2 separate regions of the Homo sapiens genome follow, and region 2 is linked to region 1. A link is a contact called in ENCODE Hi-C or POLR2A ChIA-PET data. All regions are on one chromosome and are shown on one strand. Each heading gives the region's core, a stretch centred on a gene start or an enhancer-like site at or near the end of the contact. The rest is flanking DNA. Distances are from core to core; before and after follow the strand shown. Region 1 has its middle 49 kb from the start of LINC01450. Region 2 has its middle 88 kb from the start of LINC01449.

Region 1 (3,317 bases), core at 214-2,713:
TGAAAAATTCAAGCAGCAGATAACTTGGAAATCTAATCTTAAAATTTCTCAGCAGGAAAATGTAAAGGGAGGGACGAGAGGAGGAAGTAAAGAGTGCAAGGAAACATGTAAAATGAATGTTTATTTGCTTATTATTTTATAACCATCCTCTTTATGTGTATTTTCCAGACTGTATGTTATCACTGCCTTAATGGATGAGTCAAAAATCAGAAGGGTTAAATGAACTCCTAAAGGATGAAAGCCAGACTTTCCATTTCACCCACCATTTTTCAGAAAGTAAGGCTTCCAAATGAAACTCCATTTTGCCTACTCTCAGAAAAACCAAAAAAGCAGAAGATGGTGAATCACTGAAGATCTTAATAATGAAAAAAAAAAGCCTCTGGAAAACTTATGTCCACATAAAAACCTGCACATGGCAGTTTTATTCATAACTGACAAAAAGTGGTAGCCAAGATGTTTTAAATAGGCAAACAGCAAAACTGTGGCACGTGTATACAATGGTGTATTAATCAACAATAAAACAAGTGAGTTATCAGGCCATGAAAAGACATGGAGAAGCCTTAATGCATACTGTAAAGTAAAAGATGCTATTCTGAACAGGCTGCATTCTGTATGAGTCCAACTCTATAACATTGTGGAAAGGACAAAAGCTATAGAGATAATAAAAGGATCAGTGTTCTGCAGGAGTTGGGGAGGCGAGAGATGAGGGATGAACAGGTGAAGCCATGAGATTTTTAGGGCAGTTAAACTATTACTTATGATACTGCAATGATGGATACATGACATTATGTATTTGCCAAAACTCATAGAATATACAGCACAAAGAGTGAGCCTTAATGTAAACTATGGGCTCTGGTTAATAATAGTGTAATAATATTGGTTCATCAATTATAACAAATGTACCAAAATAATACATGTTAACAACAGGGAAAACTGGGGAGAGGACGGGGAAGGTATATGGGAACTCTCTGTACCTTTTCTTCTGAGCAATTTTTCTGAAAACCTAAAACTGCCGAAAGTAAAGTCTACTTGGAAAAAATAAAGTCTCTGGCATGGGTTTTTCCTAGAAGGAAGGCAAGGGAGTTTCAGTTGCTAGCAGTGGGCCTGGGAGACAAGGGGCTTTACAGGGTGTAGGAGGCTGTTTCATGGACATCCATCCATCCAGTCATGTGCCTGACCCCAGCCACAGAGGTGGAGGGGGTGTGACAACACTGCTGACTCAGGAGGTTCCAGAAGTTACATGCAGAATCTGGGGGTAGGCTCTCCCTTCTGACTTGGGGGTGTTCTGACTAATATGTGACTAAGAATTTTCAAGGAGACAAGATCGGATATAGCCGAGGCCCCATTGTCTTTATAAACAAGCAGCACTCACCTTGTAGAGTGTAACATTTAGAGAGTTCAGTGACTCATGCTCACGTCATGGAGTCTGCAGATGACTGAGTTTTCAGGTCATCGCACTGCATGTAGGCTGGCTTGCTGGGGAGTCCTCACGAGGGCTCCCACATCACTGAGGACATCAGGGGAGGAGGGCATGAGGAGAGGCTGACTAAGCCAGTCTTTGAGCATTCAGAACTGATCATCCTTTTATCTGTTGTCTGAAAGACATGCCAAAAATATGATTTTGGTGCCATCTTGTTCCCTAAAGCTCTTCTCTGGGGGTATATTAGAGAGAATTCCAATTAACACTGCCGAGAGCTGAACACTTAACACTTCAACAAGCCCATGAGGGAGGCACAATTGATATCCCAGTTTTGCAGATGTGAAGACTCAGGCTTACAGAGGTGAAATAGCATGCACTATAGTACCCAGCCAGAGCATACTGGCGTTGTCTGTCCCCAGAGCCAGAGAGCTGAATCATTTAGGTTCTGCCAAGAACTGCATGACAACATTTTAGTCAACAATGGACTGTACATAGAAAGGTGGTCCCATAAGATTACAATACCTTATTTTTACTGTATCACTTCTATGTTTATATACAAAAATGCTTATCATTATGTAACAATTGCCTACAGTACTCAGCACAATAACATGCTGTACAAGTTTGTAGCCTTGGAGTGATAGGTTATACCATAAAGCCTAGGTGTGTAGTGGGCTCTGCCTCCTAGGTTTGTGTAAGTGCACTCCGTGATGCTCCCACAGCGATGACTTTGCCTAACTATGCATTTCTCAGAATGGATCCCCAGTTGTTAAGCAACTCATGACTGTATGTTGCTTTCCAAATTGATCACTTGGGACGGCCAGTGATGCTGTTAGTCCTCTCAGGGATTATTTAGTGTTAGACAGAAACAATAAATTCTAGCGACTTTATTTCTTAAAGCCTTTCTTTGACCGCTCTTATTCCATGCTAGTTTTCTCAACATATCCAGGGTCTCAACTTCAGAAGAACTAAAACATTCCTTCTTTCTCTTGGCTTCTAGGTCTGCTGCTGTAATGCATGTTCCCTCTGCACTGATTTTGTGGATAGGATGTAGGGACCAGACGCTGGAGGCACTGCCTCAATACCTGCCTGCCTGAGTTAGGAATCATCCTTAGCACCCACCAAGGACTTCCTAAGTGCTGGACCCTGTGCTAAGCCTGTTTCCTGCATGATCATTAATCCTTAAAATCTATGAAGAAAATCCCAATATCTACCCATTTTACAGATGAGGAAAGCCAGTTTGGATGGGTTCATCAGCTTGCACAGAGGCAGAAGGTATGGCGTCTGCTGGGATGACATCTGTACTGTTTCGGATGCTTGGAGCCCCCGCATGTTGTGATAATGTGGTGATTACTCAGCTAACGTAGATCAAAGAGGAATTTAAAGTCTTTCATATCACAGACTCTTTGTGGTCTTTAGACGATCATTAAAAAATTAAATATGTCCCTGTTATGTCTATTTTCTCCTAATGTTTTCCTAATGGGAGTGTGAGACTTTTTTACATGAGACAACTGGTTTATATTCCCCAGGAGCCAAGTGGAATGCCATGAATGAGAATGTCATTGCCCTGAATACCTTCGATGCTCTCATAACCACAAACTGTAGTACATATAAAGTGGATGGACAAACTTCCTGCATATTTGTCCCTTCCATTCCTGGCATGCTTCTTACACCGCAGAACATTATGCATATCCAGGAATTGAGGAGTCTTTTGAAAGGGAAATTCCCCCTCCTACCAATACAATGTAAGCTTCAAACCTAGTCAGTGTCATTGAGGGATTTACCATTTTTCTGCTCATGGTCACCACAATGTCACCAAGGAGAAGAGCAACCACATCCCTTGACCCATCCTCAGCCCTGCCCTGGCCAAGGTCCTTTTTTCAAGGCTGATGCCCTTCAC
Region 2 (3,317 bases), core at 502-3,001, 160 kb before region 1:
TTACTCTAAAAGAAGGAAGAGTTTGCCAGCCTGGCAAGAGGGATAAAAATATTCCAGGCATCTACAGAAAACACTCCAAAGCAATATATTTTAAATTATAACACAGAGGTAGCTCTTGATCTTCACTGCCATGGGAATAATAAACCTTCCACTACACAAATTAGTATGTACTTTTAAGCATTTTTAAAAAATGAAATCAGAAATTATTTCAGAACAGCCCTGTCTTATAAGAGAACTGCCCACAGTTCTCTCTGCTTTCTTCCTTTTGGCTCAGCTGTCAAGAGCTCTCTGGAAACATAATCCTTGTTTTTCATGGAAATCTGTATTATAGTTCCCAAGATTTGGATAATCTAGTTTCAGAAGGTAGGGACCTCTTTTGGAATGATAATGTAGTGTTCTACCCCCAGTACCTACAACAGTACTAATTTTACCGAGGACCCTGCCCTCATGATGTCACTTAAACCTGATAACTTACCAAAGGCCCCATCTCCAAATACCATTGTCCTGGGGTTAGGGCTTCAATATGTGAGTTTTGAAGGGACATAATTCAATTCATAGCAGTTGGCATAGGACAGTGCTAGGCATATTACAAGTTCTTAATATATGCTTAGTGAATAAATAAATACATAAACAGAAAATGTCCAGAGATCTCTGTGTCCATTTGAAGTTGCTACGTCAACAACTGGACCCAGGAATAAAGGGTGTGCTCTAGCATCAGTGTAAGTATGGTCCCTTCGAGCCAAGAGGCAGAGAGCTCAGGAGCTGCTGAGAAGTCACAGTCACAAGGGAAGGAGACAGGAAAGGGAAGTCACATCAGGAAGGCTGAAGCCATAGCAAAGCCAGAGAGCTGGATCCCACTTCAGGGCCTACCATAGTGAAGCACTGGCTCTTCCTTCCTCTTTTCTTGGAAGCAGGGCCAGCTACATGATTGCAGGACTCAAGGCAAAATGAAAATGCAGGACTCTTGCTCAAAAAAAGAAAAAACAAAAACAAAAACAGAAAATATGCCATTAAAGATACTAAATATGAAGCCTTTTCCTTTTTTCCATGATCTCTCTTGACTTGCCATGTTGTTATTTATTTGCTATTTAATGTAGTTCTAAAGTAAAGAAAAATTAAAAGTTTTAATTATGAGCATGAATTGTACCATTGTTCAGTGCAAGTTTTAGAGGCAAATATAAGAACATGTAACTCTTCTGCCGAATCACCAAAATTACACAATTCATAAATTCACGTTCTGTACCTTGTATGCGCATATGTATTTCATTCTCACCAGAACAGTGTGAACGCCACACAACACTAACTCAACTCTTTTTTATTTCTTTATATTTGCACATTTTACCGATGCTTTCTACATTTGGCTTGTTGATGTGCTTTCTAAAAACAGAAAGAAAAAAGATCTGTAGGTTTCCCTATTTTTCCCTTTCCTTCAATGTCATCGTTTTCCATGTAATTGGTTGGTTATTACAAGGAAGTGACAGGAGTGAGAAAGGATACTTTAAGATCCCTTGGTTGTTTGTGTTTCTTAGAATGCTGTTGCCTTCTTTCTTGTTTGAACAGGAAGCATGACCACTTAGTCATAAACATGACACATTTCCCTTGTACTCGCCATGAGCCTCACTGAACTCCCACACATTGTGGGTCCACTGGAATTCTGTGTTCATGGGGCAACCAAATGCTCTAGGCAAATGGGGTGATATGGAACTTGCCTGCATGCTCCATTGTCCCCTTGGACTTTGCTTCCAAGACAGCTCAAGGTTGACAACAGGGCAGGGTGAGAAGGGCATGCAAAAGATGGTGGTGTGGGGTGGGCAGGGAAAGAAGGCCCAAGACTAAGCCAGTTGTTTGAAATTCTCTATATTCTTTCTTCATTTTGTCCATTTTTTTCTGTTTTTTTCATTTTTCAATGGAGATGGAAAGCACCCAGTTCTGCTTTCCCCCAGAATCACCCTGTTTGTAAGCAGCCTGGAATGGTCACTAGAAGCTGCTACCTTTTGCCTGTTTTCTAGCTAAGATCAGTAAGGAGAGGTGGTCTCAAGGCTGATAGAGATGGCCACTGAGGGAGCTGGCTGCTACCTGTGGTCTTATACACAAGACTTTTGCCCTCCATAGAACCACACATCTTCACTTAATGTTTTAAACTTTTTTTTTCAGGTCACATGAATTTAGGCATTAAATAAATTATTAGACTAGCAAACATCAGAACCTTTTTTTTTCTAAGAACGACAATAGAAAAGGCTCTTGTAGTTAACACTCTTAAATACAGAGGTATTTTAAATTAAAGATTTTTTTTAAAAAAGAACAGCCTTGTCTTATAAATAATAATGATTGATAATTATTCCTCAACGAAACTAAAGAAATGGTGTGTCTTCTATGCATAAAAAAACTAGTCTACTTGCACAAATATCATTAGACAAGAAATAATTTTATTATTTAAACATTATATTAAGAAAATCTTTTTAAAAAATTTTCACTATACGTTACATCACATAAAAATGTAAGGTAGCATGTGTGAACTGTTTAAAGAGCTTGTTAAAGATTCTTATAATAAGAAAGGCTGGGAAAAGTAGAGTCATATCTTATCAAAACAATCTAAGAATCTTAAGAATGCTGCTTTTCTAGTAATACATAAATATACACGAACATGAGCAAGAATCCAAGTAAAGAAACAGTTCTTATTCATAGGATTGACAGTTTTATTATTACACCAGCCTGAAATAACATATAATGGTGTGTGAGTGTGCACTGGAGTTTCTAAAAGCAGCTTTTCAGATAGGCTTAATGTGAGAAGGGTTCAACTTTCTTCTTTGAATTCTGGAGGATGGGGTCTCCTGGGGATAAAGGGGAAAAGGGGAGATAAACTTTTAATGCAATCTCTATTCTTGCCACGATTTATTTTATTTATTTGTTCAGCAATATTTATTGTGCAGTCACCACATGCCAGGCTCTGTAGATACAATGGGGACCTTGACAAATACACTCTTTGCCTTTCGGAAGCTCAGAGCACAGTCAAGAAACAGAGTATTAGCAGAGAACATTACTGGGAAACAAGGGATTTTGCAACTCTTGGTAGGGGAACCTAACACGACCACAGTGGGGAGCAGAAAAGAGCTTTAAAACTAAGAGCCCAGGGGTGTGTAAGGCATAGCCAGGTCAAGAATGGAGGAATGAAGAATGCTGAATCAGAGGGAATCCTGAGAAATTCCTTCTGGAACCTGGCTTCCTTAACTCTTATTAACCACGTGCTAAGACTCCTTTTATATGGTTGTGGGATGATTGGCTGCAATAGCACAAATTTATGGAACTAAAAAAACAAG

The links. A loop is a pair of places that touch in the nucleus more often than their neighbours do. ChIA-PET counts read pairs that join two places held with the same protein, here RNA polymerase II (POLR2A). Pooled maps may share reads with other maps.
Region 2: a map of chondrocyte shows a loop between it and region 1 (2.7-fold over the local background). The contact joins two enhancer-like sites. A Hi-C loop is called at or near these places in 2 of 168 maps with a recorded cell type or tissue (chondrocyte and endothelial cell of umbilical vein) and 3 of 50 pooled maps. POLR2A ChIA-PET finds 5 or more read pairs at or near these places in 3 of 52 experiments (GM12878, WTC11 and activated B cell).

What each region holds. Positions count from the first base shown.
Region 1 is chr7:41,027,302-41,030,618 of GRCh38, reverse strand. It overlaps a transcript of SUGCT not described here. Among named protein-coding and RNA genes, the nearest start is that of LINC01450, 49 kb to the right of the region's middle. RefSeq lists an enhancer at 1,010-2,209. Within about 2 kb of position 1,463, at least 2 of the 41 ENCODE cell types and tissues checked have a DNase peak (open chromatin) inside an H3K27ac peak, as active enhancers do.
Region 2 is chr7:41,188,330-41,191,646 of GRCh38, reverse strand. No RefSeq gene overlaps it. Among named protein-coding and RNA genes, the nearest start is that of LINC01449, 88 kb to the right of the region's middle. Within about 2 kb of position 1,751, at least 6 of the 41 ENCODE cell types and tissues checked have a DNase peak (open chromatin) inside an H3K27ac peak, as active enhancers do.